Linked DNA regions of Homo sapiens: all the other regions are linked to region 3. The links are chromatin loops, found by intact Hi-C in ENCODE. Cell type or tissue: heart right ventricle. All regions are shown on one strand. Each heading gives the region's core, and the rest is flanking DNA. Links, peaks and the distances in the headings are about the cores only.

Evidence for each region. Hi-C counts contacts between places; a loop is a spot of excess contacts. Peaks named below come from ENCODE experiments on the same cell type or tissue, not always from the same donor. Only the 100,000 strongest peaks of a DNase experiment are listed, where the experiment ranks them.
Region 1: it touches region 3 in a loop (16-fold over the local background); 96 of 110 quality-filtered maps call a loop at or near these places.
Region 2: it touches region 3 in a loop (2.9-fold over the local background); 9 of 110 quality-filtered maps call a loop at or near these places.

The regions. Positions count from the first base shown.
Region 1 is chr1:154,544,279-154,548,278 of GRCh38, reverse strand. TDRD10 (tudor domain containing 10) reads right to left here. Exons shown (of 13, transcript NM_182499.4): 10 at 3,762-3,907; 11 at 3,330-3,484; 12 at 800-870; 13 at 132-601. The coding sequence ends at 569. Among named protein-coding and RNA genes, the nearest start is that of UBE2Q1-AS1, 7.3 kb to the left of the region's middle. RefSeq lists an enhancer at 1,379-1,468 and a silencer at 1,552-1,846. In heart right ventricle, for the core only: a CTCF peak has its summit at 1,679; DNase peaks (open chromatin) are centred at 31 and 1,678; H3K27ac peaks cover 627 bases.
Region 2 is chr1:155,045,991-155,054,146 of GRCh38, reverse strand. It overlaps DCST1 (DC-STAMP domain containing 1), which reads right to left. Exons shown (of 17, transcript NM_152494.4): 11 at 8,155-8,156; 12 at 7,927-8,022; 13 at 7,661-7,787; 14 at 6,835-6,951; 15 at 6,218-6,360; 16 at 5,977-6,090; 17 at 3,217-3,530. The coding sequence ends at 3,279. It overlaps ADAM15 (ADAM metallopeptidase domain 15), which reads right to left and starts at 2,831. Exons shown (of 23, transcript NM_207197.3): 1 at 2,682-2,831; 2 at 1,370-1,476; 3 at 654-730; 4 at 159-237. The coding sequence starts at 2,760. DCST1-AS1 (DCST1 antisense RNA 1) reads left to right here. Exons shown (of 4, transcript NR_040773.1): 2 at 4,786-4,878; 3 at 7,992-8,156. It overlaps ADAM15-EFNA4 (ADAM15-EFNA4 readthrough), which reads right to left and starts at 2,831. Exons shown (of 26, transcript NR_176418.1): 1 at 2,682-2,831; 2 at 1,370-1,476; 3 at 654-730; 4 at 159-237. RefSeq lists a silencer at 2,667-3,126 and an enhancer at 3,597-3,656. In heart right ventricle, for the core only: CTCF peaks have their summits at 3,298 and 3,512 (motif pointing right); DNase peaks (open chromatin) are centred at 2,056, 2,956 and 3,526; H3K4me3 peaks cover 1,966 bases; H3K27ac peaks cover 2,513 bases.
Region 3 is chr1:154,478,131-154,482,130 of GRCh38, reverse strand. It overlaps SHE (Src homology 2 domain containing E), which reads left to right. Exons shown (of 6, transcript NM_001010846.3): 6 at 1-2,650. Among named protein-coding and RNA genes, the nearest start is that of TDRD10, 22 kb to the left of the region's middle. In heart right ventricle, for the core only: a CTCF peak has its summit at 2,126 (motif pointing left); a DNase peak (open chromatin) is centred at 2,090; H3K27ac peaks cover 2,930 bases.

The DNA of each region.
Region 1 (4,000 bases), core at 1-4,000, 66 kb before region 3:
ATCTATATCCCAGGCAGGGTTTGCATGGCCCAGAGCCCACACTGGCAGGCTCTAATCTCACTGCAGCAGTTTTAGAGGGCACGGCAGGGCAGTGGAAGGGTGGCTGGAAAGAAGTATCAATCACTCCAAACTCATGAAACATGCCAACATTTATTTGCTCATTGGTTAAATATTCTCTACCTATTCTACATGGAATGCCAGGAAAACCAGCAGAGGGCTTCTCCATTATCCAGAATCTGTTAGGACCACTTATATCATGCTCTGGGGTGCAAAGAAGAGACACAAGAAAGACCATCCCAGCTGCCTCAGGCTTTCAACCTAATGGTAGTTTCCTATGTTTGGTTCAAATGTTCATGCCAAGTTGGGGAACTGAAGACACATGACAAATGAGACTTCACTCTCTTTTGAGAGGGAAGCTGGGAGTAAAAGCAAAATTGAATCAATCCTGGGCACAGTCTGGCCTTTTTCACCTCCCAGGCCTCAAGAGTGAAAGGGGTACGAGAAGACAGGGCAGGTGGCCTCTGGATCCGTGGCAAACAGGAGAGGGAACATGCTGAGGGAAGCCCCGTTATTTAGACTCTTCAAACTTTAGGATGTGCAACTGGAAGAGAAAGACAAAGCCTTGGTGGGAAGGAAGGCCCACCCGAGCCAGTTCACCCAACCCCTCAGATAACCAGTTCGTTTGATCTAAAAGAATGCCAGGTAAATACTGTGTCCAGGCCTAGGCAGCAGCCTGCTGCAGACACCCCAAGGGCAGGAGTGGAGGGACAACAGCCAAGTTAGATGCAGGAGCAGTTACCGCCGAGTTCAAAGCACCAGTGATTTTCCCTTTGAGGATTCGATGGACAACCTCATACGAACTCAAAATGTCTGCAAAACAAGACACAACAACAAAACCTCAGTGGCACGGGGTTGGGCAGGAGGAGCAAAGGAGGGAAGCAAAAGGCGGGGGCTGCAGGGAAAGTGCTCTGGCCGCCAACCAGCTCCAACCAGCAAGTCTCTGCTAGTTCCTGCTAAATCCCTGCTGCCAGGATCAAATGAGATGATAAATGCTGAAAAGGTAGCATAGGGGGAGGGCAAAATAACAGCAGATAAAGGGAGGAGGCACTTGTTAAAATAATTACAGGGATCTGGGATTTTTAATGAGAAATTCTACTGGGGACAGAAAATCACGTTCACTGAACTCTGCTCTGAGAGTTCCGGCTGGATAGAAGAAGGTTAAAACCAGAGAGGTTTTCACCATGAGACGCAAGCACTCTTACATGCTGGAACCAGGCAGGGAGCTCATCAAAAACCCACCTTTCCCCAGGATGTCGTCCCTCACGCAACTCCCACCATCCCACCAGAGTCCCCAAACTCTGGGACTGTTTGTATGTATGACACTGAATCACTAAGAGTCAGACCTAGGTTTCATCCCCAGCTATGCCATTTTCTTGCTATTAAGTATGAGTTCATTTCACTTTTCTGAGCTGTATTTTCCTCATCCATAAAGGGAGGAAAACTGACGCTTGTCTGACTTATCTCTGGGTTGGGGACTCTGGCCCTTCTGACAGGCTGGGAGCTGCACTTTGAAACAGGAAGCTCCTCTTCCCTGGGTCACCTGAAGAAGCTCCTGATGCCTGGCTGTTCCCAGCCTGGGCAGCAGGGACCCTCTTCATGCAATGACCCAAGACAACCTCTGGGTGGTGCTCCCTGCCCACTGGGCACAAGCCCCACCAGCCTCCCAGGAAGCCTTGGCCCTGCACAATTGGGAGATGCCTTTCCATCTTTAAATATATATATTATATATATCACGTATTATATATTATATATGTTACATAATATATAATATATATTACGTGATATATATAATATATACGTAATATATAAATTACATTATACATATATTTTATATATATATATATTTTGGCCGGGTGCGGTGGCTCGCACCTGTAATCCCAACACTTTGGGAGGCCGAGGAGGGCAGATCACGAGGTCAGGAGTTCGAGACCAGCCTGACCAACACAGTGAAACCCCGTCACTATTAAAAATATAAAAATTAGCCAGGCGTAGTAGCACATGCCTGTAATCTCAGCTACCCAGGAGGCCGAGGCAGGAGAATCGCTTGATCCCAGGAGGCAGAAGTTGCAGTGAGCTGAGATCACGCCACTGCACTCCAGCCTGGGCGACAGAGCAAGACTCCATCTCAAGACTTAGTTTGTCTGAGGGCCGGGCACGGTGGCTCACAGCTGTAATCCCAGCACTTTGGGAGGCCGAGGTGGGCGGATCACGAGGTCAGGAGTTCGAGACCAGTCTGGACAACATAGTGAAACCCCATCTCTACTAAAAAAAAAAAAAAAAAAAAAAAAAAATTAGCTGGGTGTGGTGGTGCGTGCCTGTAATTGGGAGGCTGAGGCGGGAGAATTATGTGAACTTGGGAGGCGGAGGTTGCAGTGAGCCGAGATTGCGCCTCTGCACTCCAGCCTGGGTGACAGAACGAGACTCCATCTCAAAAAAAAAAAAAAAAAGACTTAGTTTGTCTATAAAACGTTTCCATCTCAGCTAAGCGCGGCAGCTCATGCCTGTCATCCCAGCACTTTGAGAGGCCAAGGTGGAAGGATTGCTTGAGCCAAGGAGTTTGAGGCTGCTATGAGTTATGATTATGCCACTGCACTCCAGCATGGGCAACAGAGTGAGACCCTGCCTCTGAAAAAAAAAGAAATTTTTTAAATAAAACTTTTCCATCTTACTTCCTGTGTATGTGTATGTATGCTTCTTCACCTCCACTTCTCCTGACTGCCCCCTAAAACATTCTTTCATCCTTTTACATTTCACCTAACTTCGATCTTGAGAAGGGGCCTCTTCATTTCCACCTATGGAGAAACCCACAGGTGTCTGAAGCTAAATGAATCACATTAGGAGAGTGCAGTGCTAAGTGCTGTGCTCTGGCGTCTAGCACTGGCATTCGAGTGCTAGTTTTCTTCTATGGCAGAATCTTTTTCCAGTGAAATCTGAAGCAACACGCCAAGTATGTAAAACAGATGAAAGCTGAGCAGCTCTGGTGGAAGCAGGGGTGGGAAATCTGCCCTCTTCTCTCCCCTTCCAGAGAACTCAGCCTTTGGGCAGCATCTGAGGTCCCTGTTGGGATCTTGGGCTCCAGATCCCAGGCATGAAAACCAACACTTGAGAGGCAGCTTTGCAGGGGTCATATGCTGAAAACTGGGGTTGGGTGGAAAGAGAGACTGAAGCACCTTGGCCGCCCACTATGCTGCTTCCTGTTCAGGTCCCAGAAGCAACCATGGCTTCTCCTGTCCCTGAAACCCTTGGGAGGAAGATAGAAGATGTCTCACCTTTCTCCAGCATGAATGGCTGAGTCAGGGGTGGGATGGTCCAGAAGTCGTCGCTGTCTAGGCTGCGCAGAGACTGCACAGGGATGGTGGCCAACTGTCCAAAATCAATGAACATGACCACAGCCCAGGTGTCCACCCTGTCCAGCACCCAACACCTGGCAGAGGAAAAGAGAAAGACAGAGGACAATCATTCCGCCTAGTGCCATGCACAGCAGTCCTCAACAAAGTGGATGTGAAAGTGGAGGTAGGAGGGAGGAAGAGCGAGTTTGCTCTGTTTCTCCCCAATCCTTGAGTGAGGAAATAAGGATAAAGATGATTTTGAGAGAAGAAGCCACAGGAAAAAAAACCAGAGCCCAAAGGAAGAGAATGCAAGAAGGGAGCATTTTCCCTGCACGCCTCTCCCATAGACTCTACCCCTGCCCAGGCACACACCTGTTCCAGGCGTGTCCATAATCCCCCAGGTGGTACTCTGCCAGACAGCGAGTCCCGCGCATAACGGTGGAGCCCTCCAGGTAGGGCTGCTGCTCCTCCGCCTGAGCCAGGGTGCTAAACAGAGCCTGCATGTTCTGGTGCAGAGCCTGTGGGGTGCAAAACGCAACGGCCCCACTGCCTGCACTGCATTACAAATCTGCCTCCGTAGACGTCACCTGTTATGTTAGCACCGCTAATCC
Region 2 (8,156 bases), core at 1,998-5,997, 570 kb before region 3:
CAGCATGGGAACAACATTAGTGCTGTCTCAGAGAGCACACCAGGACTGGAACTGAGGAGCCTAGCTTGACGGTAAAAATATGCAGTGTCCTCTCACCTTCCAGCCACCCCCTCCCTCTTTCCCCTAAGCCAAAAATGGCACAAGAGGGCCTGACTCACCAAAGTGTGTCCCTCACTGACCACCCGAGTGCCATCGGGCTGGTACCACACCAGGGTTGGGCGGCCTGGGACCAACTCCCTGTGGAGTGAAGAAAAAGAAGGCAGTGCTAAAGCCACTTCCCAGGTCGTGCATTGACAAGCAGAGGCTTGAAGGTGGTTGTGGGGCTGGGGACCAGGCAACCCCCGCAGCCAACTTTTCCACTCCTGACCCCGGGGCAGCAAAGTATACTGGTTGGGCCACTGACTCTGTTAGTTTATTTGAATTCCAATCTGGTTTTCACCACATACTAGCTGTGTGACCTGGGGCAAGTTATTTAATCTCTCTGTGCCTTGACTTCCTCATGTATAAAGTGAGGACAATAATACATGATAGTATATCCCTTATAGGGCTGTTATGAGGATTAAATGAGCACAAGCACTTAGTACCTGGCACATAATAAATGCTATACAAGTTGTTGGCCATGTGGTCACTGTTATTGCCACCATCACTATTACCTATTCTGTAGCAGCTCCAGGATATGACTGTCACCGTCCAGCTCCAACTTGATCCTCAGGGGCTCAGGCAGACTGGTCTGTGGGCACCAGAGGGCAGGTCACCTCCCTAGACCTGTCCACAACTCCCAGCCTCTCTAACCAGAAAACCTCAGGCCCACAGAAGAGCACCAGCAATTAGATCACTGGTGGGGGGATCCCAGGGGAGGGGCCAGGAAACCCTGCCTGGCCTGGAGCATTGTTCTGGGGGGTTGTGTGCGGAGGTCAAGGAAGGTATCTGAGCCACCCCTTCTCGGCTTCCTGCCCAGAGAGGAAGCACCGTGTAGGACCCAGCACAAGCCCCAGCCCTTCCTCTGACTCAGCTTTAGAATGGGGTGGGGGGGGGGGGGTTTGGTAAGGTCCTGACTCTTTCCAAATCCCCCCACTGAGAAAACCGACAACATGAGATGAAGAAAGCAAGTTTGGCTTCACAATTTCCCCAGTGGAGATGGATGGGTTGGGTGGGGCTGAGGCAGACAGATACACGTGTGTGCAGAGGGAGAGGGAGATAAGTGAAGCCAGGTGCTGGGGTGTGGTGGGAGAGGCAGCTGGGCCTGGGATAGACCCACTACAGTGAGCTCTACCCACCAGCTCCTCAGCCAAGCTTTGGCTTTGAGACACCTGGCTATACCGGGGCGTGTGTGGATTCGTTTATTTATTAGAGGGGAGTGAGAGCTCACCTGAAGCACCTTTTTGAGGCTAATTGGGAGATCGTCCTGAAGGACCTGGGGCTCCAAGGGCTCCCTCGGGGCCTTCTCTGACTCTGCCTGCTGCTCCTCAGTGCCACCTGCAGGTCCCAGGACACCCCAAGACAGTACTGAGGGAATCGACAGCAGGGCTGGGGGTGACAGGTGCCCTCAGATCCACCAGCTCCCAGCCCATCAAGACCCTTAGGTACCTGAGGGGCTTCCACATTGCATGCTGAGACTTAAAGAAGAATACTGGAAGGAGAGGGTGTCTCTCTAATTTATGGCTTTCCACCCACCAACCCATTCACAAGTCCCCAAGAAAGACTTTCGGCTTGCGCAGCCTGTGGCCCTCCTTGTCCCCTTCCGGCCAATCCCAGGTTCTCACAGGACCCTCCCCGGTTCCCACTCCCTCCCAATCACTCTCCCCCCACTTCAGGAACGCCCCCTCTCGAGACTGAGCTAAGCCTTGTGGCCGGGTGCCCGCTCACCCTCCCCTTCGCTCACATCGGAGATGCCAGGAACGCCCATTTCTGGGTGAGCAGTGCAAACACCCCCACCTCCCTAAACACCCTCATGCCCAGTCAGGCACACCCGCTGCCTACAGCCTCTGCTTCCTCCTCGAGCACCCCCCACCCCCCCAACACACAATGGCCCTCTCTCCTCCGGACACTCCACCCGCGCCTGCCCTCTCGGTCCCGGCCCAAGACAGCAGCGGGAAGTGAAAGTTCCAAGGAGGAGTTGGTGTCCCAGCCTCTTTCCTGGCCAATTCTCCCTTCTCCTGGCTCATCTCGGGCCCCTCCCGCTCGGCCAGGCACTGGTGGCAACAGCACCAGGGTGAGGAGTGCCTGGCGGCCCCAGGCCTGGAATAGAGGCTAGAGAGAATCCTCTTCACTAAACCCTACAAGCCATGCCCGCTCAGCGCCCTGGCACCGGGTCGAACGGTTAGCTAGGCCCCAGAGCAGCGAAGATGCCAGTCCTGGGGAGCAGCGACCCTCTCATCACGATCTTGAAGTGGCGCTGGACAGGCCCCTCGGTACCTGGTACCTGAGCCTGAAAGTGTCCGCAGGGACCGCGCAGAGGATGACCAGGCAGGAGGCAGGGGGCGCCGGCATCCCCCCTCCTTCTCTTTTCACCCCATCGCCAAGTCACCGGGCCCTAGGCCCAGGACAGCGGACCAGGGCGGGCCGCGCTCTGGCTGGGCTCTCCCAGGGTCTCCGTCCGGCCCCATTACCCTAATGCCTTCCGACTTTCCTGCACCTCCCTCCCAGTCCGCCCCCCGACCCACTCCAGGCGGAGGACTCACCTATATTTGGGAGCGGCCAGGAAGGCAGAGGGCTGCCCGCGCCCAGGAGCCCCAGGGCCCAGAGCAGCGCCAGCCGCATGGCAGCGGCGCTCCGGGCCGGGCGAGGGCAGCAAGTGCGGAACAGCGCGCGGAGGAGCGGCCGGCGGCCAGGTCGCCTCGGAGAACCCAGCAGCGCCGCGCGGCCACCAGGCCCCGCCCCGGCCCGCCCCCTCCCACCCGGCCCCAAGCCAAGCTCCGCCCCCGGCAAAGCCCGCCCCGCTGCGCGCCGGGTGCCTCGGGAGCGGGGACACCGCCCACTACGCCCGCGCTGCTCAGCGCTACCGCTTCCCCGCAACTGTGCGGAGTGGGAGCCGGTGCCCGGTCCGACCGGCTTGGGCGGCGCGCCTTCACCCGGCGCCAGGTCCGGACCCCTCCCTAGTAGCTTCGCGGCCTCCCTGCCTCCTGTGCGCGGCCTGGCTCGGAGAGGTCGGGCGGGCAGGCTTTCCCGACTGCAGGCGAGGCAGTGCGCGGCTCACCCCAGTCCCCGACCCACGTGAAGCGTACAGGGCATTTTATTAACCGGGAAGGACGGTGCGGAAGAGCGAGCAGGACGCCTCTTCACCCCGCGTAGGCAGTGTCGTCGTTGCTGTCACTAAAGGCGGAGGAAGAGAGCTCTTCGCGGGGCGTGCAGACCGGGCACCGCTGCCGCATGTCGTCCCAGCACGACCAGCAGTACACGGCCTCGCAGTCCAGCGTCCGGCACACGTAGGACTCGGGCGTCTCGGGTGCCTGGCACACCACGCAGCGCCGGCACAGCCAGCGGCGCAGGAGCGGGCAGCCGCGGTGCAGGATATCCGCCAGCGGGTGGCGCTGTTGGGAGGTGGGCGTTAGCGCCAGCCCGGGAGCGAGGCGGGAAAGAAGGGGAACTGGACAGCGTTTCCTGTCTGAAGTCGCCAGGCCTGACAATTCCCGCGTGTTGGAGGAGGCTGGGTTGGACAAAGGAAACCCCTGGAGGGCGAGGGTGCCTCCCTCCCCAACTCTGTGATGGAGAATGGGAGGATGCACCCTCCAGGCTCTCTCCAAGCGGATATCAGCCACAACTCTCATTTGCACTTTCCTGTAAATCATCTTATTTGGTTCTCACAGTGAGGCTGAGAAGTGAGCAGGCCAGATCGACTATCACTGTTGCTATCCCCACTTTACAGTTGAGAAAGGTGAAGTGACTCTCAAAGTCACACAGATAGTAAACAATCCAACTTGGCTGGACCCCAGGGGCCCTGATTCCAAACCACAAACCTAGTTCACTATGCTCCCTGCCATCCCTCACGACATGTCTCTACACAGTTGTCAGGGATTTTCCACAGGCCACCTTACCCAGGAAGCAGCCACTCTTTGCCCAAGAAACTCCAGAGGCCCTGCTGCCTGCCAGACAGGCAGAACTCTTGGGCTTGGCCTTCAGAGCCTTCCCTCACCTGGTCCCTTTCTAGCCTCTTTCCTACTTTAGCCCTCCCTGAGAGCTGTCTCTTCTGAGCCAGTTTCTCCTGAGACTAGCCCTGGCACTTCGCATTCCCTGTGGACTGAGTCTTTGCACATTCTGCTTGGAATGACTGTCTGGCACATTTCCATCTGTGCATTCACATTCAGTTTGCTTCACGACCCTGTCAAGGAATCCCAGCATGTTCTTTTTTGTTTTTTGTTTTTCATTTTTTCACAACACATTCATTTGGCCCCTATTGTGTGTCATGGGGGCTGGGGGTATCCAGGCCCTAGGGAAAAAGCTAAGCAAACACAGTCTCACTTTTATGAACTTTGTTAGGACTGATTAAATAAGAATGGCTGCCACTCATTGTTTATAATGTCAGGTCCTGTACTAAGATACTGTACATAAATTATTTCAATTCTAAATTAGCCGGGCGTGGTAGTGTGTGCCTGTAATCCCAGCTACTCGGGAAGCTGAGGCACGAGAATCGCTTGAACTGGGGAGGTGGAGGTTGCAGTGAGCCAAGATCACGCCACTGCACTCCAGCCTGGGCGACAGAGTGAGACTTAGTCTCAAAAAAAAAAAAAAATTCAATTCAATTGTCATGTAAGGCAGATAGTGTTATTATCATCTCCTTTTTTTCAGGTGAGAAAACTGATGCTTGGAGATGTGATCACTGCCCAGGGTCACCCAATGATAACATGCATGCATATGGAACTTGCTGCATGCCAGCACCATGTAAGTACAACTCATTTAATCCTTAAAACAACCAGATGGAGTAGTTAACCCCATTTTATGGAAGGCAAAAGCCCAGGCACAGCAGTTAAGTCATGTGCTCAAGGTCACACCGTTGTCATAGTAATGAGGGAAGGAGCCGGGATACACACTTAGGCCCTCTGGCACCGGAGTCCCACACCTGACCACCACTCTAGGCTGATCTCCAGTGAGCAGGCCTTACAGATCTCTCCAGTCTTGCCATTCTTCAGAGGGAGAAACTGAGGCTCAGTGAAGACCTTGGCCAAGGTGACACAACTTAATGAGGGAGTATGGACTGGAGTCTGCTTCCTCAGATTCCATGTGCCTTACCATGTGCCCCTGCATGAGGCCTTCCTGACTCCCAGCCCACCTGCCTCCTCCTGTCCCTTGAACTGCACTGAGCTTCTGGTCTGCAGCCCTCTGGTAGAAACTTTGGTTTTGCCTTGGGCCTCCTGTTTCTGTGCGGCCCTCTTGCTTTTCTATGAGCAGACTGTATTAAATCTCATTCTCCTTTTCTGCCTGCTTCCTAATGGTCCACTGAGTGTCTTAGGCTGGGCTGAATCCTGGGATTCAGAAACGGGCACAGCCCTGACCTTAGGAGCTGGATGGCTGGGGCCCTCAGCATGTGTTGCATCAGATTACACCGGGCTTGGCTGGGCTTGGTGGCTCACGCCTGTAATCCTAGGACTTTGGAAGGCTGAGGTGGGCAGATCACCTGAGGTCAGGAGTTTGAGACCAGCCTGGCCAACATGGTGAAACCCTGTCTCTACTAAAAATACAAAAAAATAGCTGGGCGTGATGGCGTGTGCCTGTAATCCTGGCTACTTGTGGAGTGGGGGGCTGAGATAGGATAATCGCTTGAACCTGGGAGGCAGAGGTTGCAGTGAGCCGAGATCGTGCCACTGCACTCCAGCCTGGGCGACACAGTGAGATTCCATCTCAAAAAATAAAAAGAACTTACCAGGCTCGAGTAGGCCTGCGACCATTGGTGGGTGCTGGGTGGACTGAAGGGAGCTGCCCCTTGCCTGCTGTACTTAGACCCAGCCAGGAGCTGGCAGCAGCACTTACGCCTGGACTTACCGGAGCCTTCTGCTGTCGCTCCCGCCTCAGGATAGCGGCCCTCCTGAGTTTGGTGAAGGCTGCTCTTTTCTTCAATAGGTCATTGTAGAGGAACAGGATCCGCTTCTTCTCTCGCTGGGGGCAGGAAGGGGGTCAATGATAGAGAAAGGCATCCCCCAAATATGGAGTTGGTAGGGAGCTGGGTGGTGTGTGTGTGTGTGTGCAGGTGTGTAGGGGTGGAGAGGTCTGGGGAGGGGCAAACCTTGGGGAAGTAGAAGGCTGCGATGACCCTCCGGAGTCGGTAGCCAAAAGCCTGTAACAGGCAGAGACACACTAACAGGCCAATCGGTACTGCAGCTCTCCAGTAGGCCCTGGCATCCAGGCCCACAGGCTGGGGCAGGCAGGCTAGGGGAGGGGCAGGCCAGGGGTCTGGTCAGGACCAGCCAAGGGGCAGGGCAGCCCTGGGTTGGACTTCCCATCCCAGTGGGAGGTGCAGTCCTCTGATTCCCCTGCTCTCCTCCTGCCTGCCCCTCACTGCAGAACTGCCCTGTCAGTACTGTAGCCGCTGGGCCCAATGTGGCACAGATCTTGCAGATTTCTATCTTGACTGAATGTCCTGTTGGACAGTGCTGCTCTGGAGGGCTGGGGCCCCCTAGCCACAAGACCCTGGCCTCCAGACTCCTCTGACTGAAGCTGGTCATGCTCCCCTTTTTCAAGCCTGCCCAGATGTGTTCCCTGCTCCGATTTCCCCAGCTCAAGCGCTCCAACCCCCATCTCTCCACACCCAAGGCCCAGGCCCCTAACTCTTTACCTTGGAGTCTTTTGACCCTTGCCCCACCGCCCTCGATTCCTCTGATCCAAACTTTCAGCATCACTCACGCATGTTGTTTGATTCCATCACTGTCTCTGAGGAGGTGTTCAGGGCCCCAATGGTTTTTCGAAGAAGCCGGGCTAGCATGGAGTCTCCCCCGACCTTCACCTCCAGTTTATGACTGCCTGCGGCCAGGAGGACAGGTAGGGAAGTCAGGGCAGGTGGAGAAATCAGGAATGTGTTAAGGGGGTGGATGTCAGGGAGGGGTCAAGACACAGAAATGCTTCTCAGCTGCCTGAGTCTTTCTGTCCCTTCCTGAATCCTAACCCCTCCCTGCTCCCAGTTGTAAGTGTAAAGGGGTACAGAGCCCCCCTCCCCTGCTGTGAGAGCTGTCAGGTTGCAGGGCTGTCATTTGACCTTGAGGAGGACAGGGAGGGGCTGAATCACAGAAAGGGGAAAAGAACAGGCAGAAGGATGGCTGGCACAGTGGCACACACCTGTAATCCCAGCACTTTGGGTGGCCGAGGCAGGTGGATCACTTGAGGTCAGGAGTTCGAGACCAGCCTGACCAACATGGTGAAACTCTGTCTCTACTAAAAATAGAAAAATTAGCTGGCCGTGGTGGCTCACACCTGTAATCTCAGCTACTCAAGAGGCTGAGGCAGGAGAACTGCTTGAACCTGGGAGGTGGAGGTTGCAGTGAGCTGAGATTGTGCCAATGCACTCCTCCAGCCTGGGTGACAGAGCGAGACTCTTTGTCTCAAAAAAAAAAAAAAAAAAGAGGCAGAAGGACGAGGCACAGTTGGAAGAACTAGGGTGGGGTGGCTGTGCAGGCATTGGAGTTCTCCAGAGGGTGTCTCTTGGGCCTGGAATGTGTCTGGGGGATGGGCTTACTGCGGAAGGAGTACTGCAGGAAGGAGTGGTGGCGGATGGTGTCGAAGATGGAGTAGAGAGCCCAGTCCAAGCCACACAGCACCACCAGCAGCAGCAGAATGGGCAGTGTCTCCAGGAGCTCCCTCACCTGGCCAAGGAGCAGGAGGGGCAGAGCTGGGCAGTGCCATCTGCCTGGGCACGGAGCACTCTCTGGTGCCTTTTACCCTCCACCCTCACCTTCAGGCCTGTCTTTGCACCCAGGAGTCCGCTCCCCATGCTGTCCTCACCACATTGCTCATTTCTGAGGCCTGGATGGTGGGCTTGCAAGGGAAGATGACGGTTTTCTCCTCAGCTTTGCGGAGTGGCAGCAGAGTCCGTTTGCCCTGGAAAACAAATGTCCACACAGTTAGGAAGCCCAAGGGCCCTCTGCCCTTTCCTCTCTGCCTTCCTGGAGCATGAACCCACACAGGGCACACAGCAGCAAGGCATCCCCGGGCAGTGCCGTGCCCACTCACCA
Region 3 (4,000 bases), core at 1-4,000:
GAGGCACGAGAATCACTTGAGCCCAGGAGGTGGAGGTTGCAGTGAGCCAAGATTATGTCACTGCACTCCATCCTGGGTGACAAGAGCGAAACTCCATCTCAAAAAAAAAAAAAAAAAAAAGCCTGGCCTGGTGGTGGATGCCTGTGGTTCCAGCTATTCGGGAGGCTGAGGTAGGTGGATCACCTCTGCTCAGGTCAAGGCTGCAGCGAGCCATGATCGCACCATTGCACTCCAGCCTGAGTGACAGAGTGAGACCCTGTCTCAACAAGCAAGCAAACAAAAAACCAAAAGGAATGTTTTTTTCAGATACTGATAGAATGTTTTCAGTGTGTATTGGTTCATTTACTATATCTTTAGTGTAAGATTTTAAAAGGTTTTTTCAGCATCCATTCAACAAATATTTATTATCTTTATACAAATTATTCATTGTGTTAAACTTATTTTTAGTTTAACATTCTAGAAATGAAACGTTTTTACTTAACCTTATTCTACAAAGGGAATACAGCAGTTATTCTAATTTTAATAAATGCTAAAAGCTTTATACAATTTTTCTTTGTGCACTAAATGATTTTTGGCCCATACCCAGCAACTGTGATGAATGTATAATGAAATAACATCTTGAAAACAGGCCAGATACATTAAGTATTTATTGAGCTTCTGTCATATGCCCAGTATTATGCTTCTTCTATACTGTTTCTCTGTGACAAGTCATACTATATTCTTTATAGAATTAAAAGTAGAGGAGAGGCAGAGTTTACATATTGTCCAGTTGCTTTACAGTTGTACAGGAGGTTATAAGAAGAAATATAGTAAATTAGTGGGAAGTCAGAGGTGGGGGCGTTAGTGAGCTATTTTCTTCTTGAGGTTGTGACACAAGCTGACAAAAGCCAGGGAGTTCACAGCTGTGTGGTGGCACAAAGTTCCATATGTTCTAAAAACAATTAGGCCCAGCAGGGTGTCCCTAATGGCTTCCTTGTTAAACCTCCATGGCCAGCTGATCTGAAGCTCTGTGACATGTTCTCTGAGCTCTGAATGCTCTGGCTTTTTGTCATTTTGTCTTGAGACAAGTATTTTCCTGTAGTCCTCATTCCTTCGAGTTATTCCATCTCCCAGGATATTCTCTGGTGAGAAGAATGTCTTTCAGTGAATTTGCCTTGAATTTAGCATCCATAGAGCTGTGTCAGTGTTCTTCTTGATCACACCTTCTTTAAAAAAAATACTTGCTTGCGATGACTGGACAAGTTCAGTTGGTTAGTTTCAGGCCTATAAGAAGAGAGAGTAAAGGACCTTGCTATTTACTTTGATACCATAGTTGTATCTCAGGATGGCCTGCAAACCACTGGCCTTGTGTGTATTTAAGCTAGGAATAAAATAATGGAGAAGTGTTAATATGTATACAAAAAGGTAAATATTGATATATCTACTCTCTGTTGGGGGCAGAAGTGTCATTTTAAGTTATTCAAAGCACTTTCTTAAGCATTTTAGAAAGCCTTTATTCTTTGCTGTTGGAAGTCTCCGTACTTTGCAGAATTGGTATTTGTGTACTAGCCTCTGCCGCAGGATGGGGAGGTGGGCAGGTAGCTGATAGGGGCAGCCAGGAGTTTTTGAGGCAGGTGGTGGGAAATTGTCCTAATTTGTTAATTGGATTATGTAACTCTGTTACTAGTCTGTTATTGGCTGTTGTTACTGGATGCATCTTGATATTCAGAAGAATAACTGTGAGGCATTCTTCAGTTGCGGGTTAAGTGGGGTTAGTTTCTGTTCTGTCAGATGCCCTTTTTCAGTCAAAGGTTAGCCCCTTGTTTCTCCCTCCTTCCAGGGTTTAGGGAGTGCAGTGATGTCGATTTCATTTCCCTTCCCCGCACCCCTTGACACTCAGCAGGATTGCACTGAAACCCTTCACAGATCTCTCGTTCACTAGTTGTCTCCTATTTTTCCATAACTAGCACTAGTTTGGCCTTATGACCTGGTTAGAATCACTCTTCTGTATTCTCATTTCCAATTTTTGTGCCCCACTAACGTGGACTAGAGAAACTTGGCCTGCTGTGCAGTGGGCCTTCTGTTCAACTTACCCTCCACCGCTGACCCTGTGTGAAGAGAGATGGTGCGTTACTGCCATCTAATGGGAAAAGAGAAAACTGCAGTTGGGAAAAGCAGCTGTGCATTTAAGGGTAGGGCTTTCTGAAGGATTTCTGATACAGTCCAGAAAAGGGAAAATGATGACACAGCAGTTGCCATCTTGAAAAATGCCCTTTCCTGCGGAAAGGGTGTTTTGAAGTCTAATACAACTATCATCACAAGGTCCCTGGACTAAGGCTGGATCGTGTAATTTAGAATCTCAAATTGTATTTTAATTAATATGCTGGCAACAGAATCATTGAAACAGGCGTCTCATTTTGTCAAGTTCTTAGCCGTTCAGTTTGTCAGGGGCTTTAATATTTTAGATATCAACTAATACATAGTTTCAACTTTTAAAAATGTTTGAAGATTGTATGTAATATAGGTGTCTATCTATAGTGCCTTAGTAATTTAAATCAGAAATATTTTATAAAACTTCTGGTTGTTTTGCAGTAGCCAATATAGGCTTCATGCCCTCCTGAAGATAGTTTCCTCTGAAATGTAACTTTAAATAAACATTATTCCAAGAAAACTACAGTGGTTTTGCTTAATTCAGTTAGCTCTGAGAATCATCTTCCTTCAGAAAAATACTTCCCATGGTAAGAGCTACAGCAGAGTTTCATTTGCAGTCACCATTAATGAAATATAGAAACACCATGATGGAACATAACCAGCAGATTCTATCTTTTATTTACTCTGTTCACATTTAGAGTCCTTCTATTATGTTTTTCTTCCCAAGTAAAATAGTAATACAGTGATGTTTTACTGCCATTTCCTGGCCCATCTCTTCCTGAGTCGAAAGTTAGTGCACTGGTTCTCATCCCTCACTAGATAGAAGATTTGGGCTCTGCTTCTGTTTTTATCAGTTTGTTATTAATACAAATGTCCCATGCCATCTGTGGGATGCCCTAAGTCTGTTGCAAAGTTCAAAAACCTATTTTAAAAAAAAATTGTACCAGGTGATTTGGATACACAGCCAATGGTGGAGAAGCCCTGTTGGAAGCTCCTATTTGGAAATGCACAAATAAATTCACGTCAGGTCCTAGAAGGGCATACTGTTGAGTCTGCTATCAAAAAGTTTTCCCCTCCAAAATTCCTAACATGGTTTCAAGTTTTTAACTTCCATTAAACATTTATGTAAGTTGCCACCAGGTGGAACAAGTGCCTATTGTTTTAACCCATCTGTGTTTAAGAGAAGAGGAAGTTTGCATTAAGAAATGCTCCCGCCACCCACCACCCGAGCAATTAGAGTAATGGTTTTCAGAATTCAGATTGAACACGTGTTTACAAGCACCCAGGGTTTGAGTGTTGAATGTTGGATTCTGACCCTGTGAAAGGCCAAGATGTAAGTAGTGAGAATAGACTCTTTTTCCGCACCAGGTGTGCTGCTGAACAAATGCTTTTCATCATACAGCATCTCATTTAATCTGCCACAACTCAGCCAGGTGGGAACCTTGTTTTTCAGATAAAAACACGGGTGCTTAGAATGATGAAATAACTTGTCTTGGGTCAGTCATAGTAAGTGGTAGAGCCCAGATTGCGGCCCAGGTCTCACTCTAGAGTGTTTTTTTTTTTTTTTTTTTTGCACTTTTTATGATTTCATTTAAAAACAAAACATAGACTGAGTTGTCTGTTCATTTTCTTCGCTGCACAGCCTGGCCTTGGGAGTGGTGACTGATGGCCCACGGGGCTGCTCGCTCCACAGTGGCCTTGTGGTTCTGGAGGAAACATTGTGAGCAATCTCAGCTCAGTATAATTTGTTGCACATCAGCAGCGCTTCATTCCGGCTCCTTGACCTTGTAGACCAGGAACTTCTGGAAGCCACTGGGCAGGGTGTGCTTCATTATCTTGCTACTCCCATAACTGACGCTGGCAATACAGC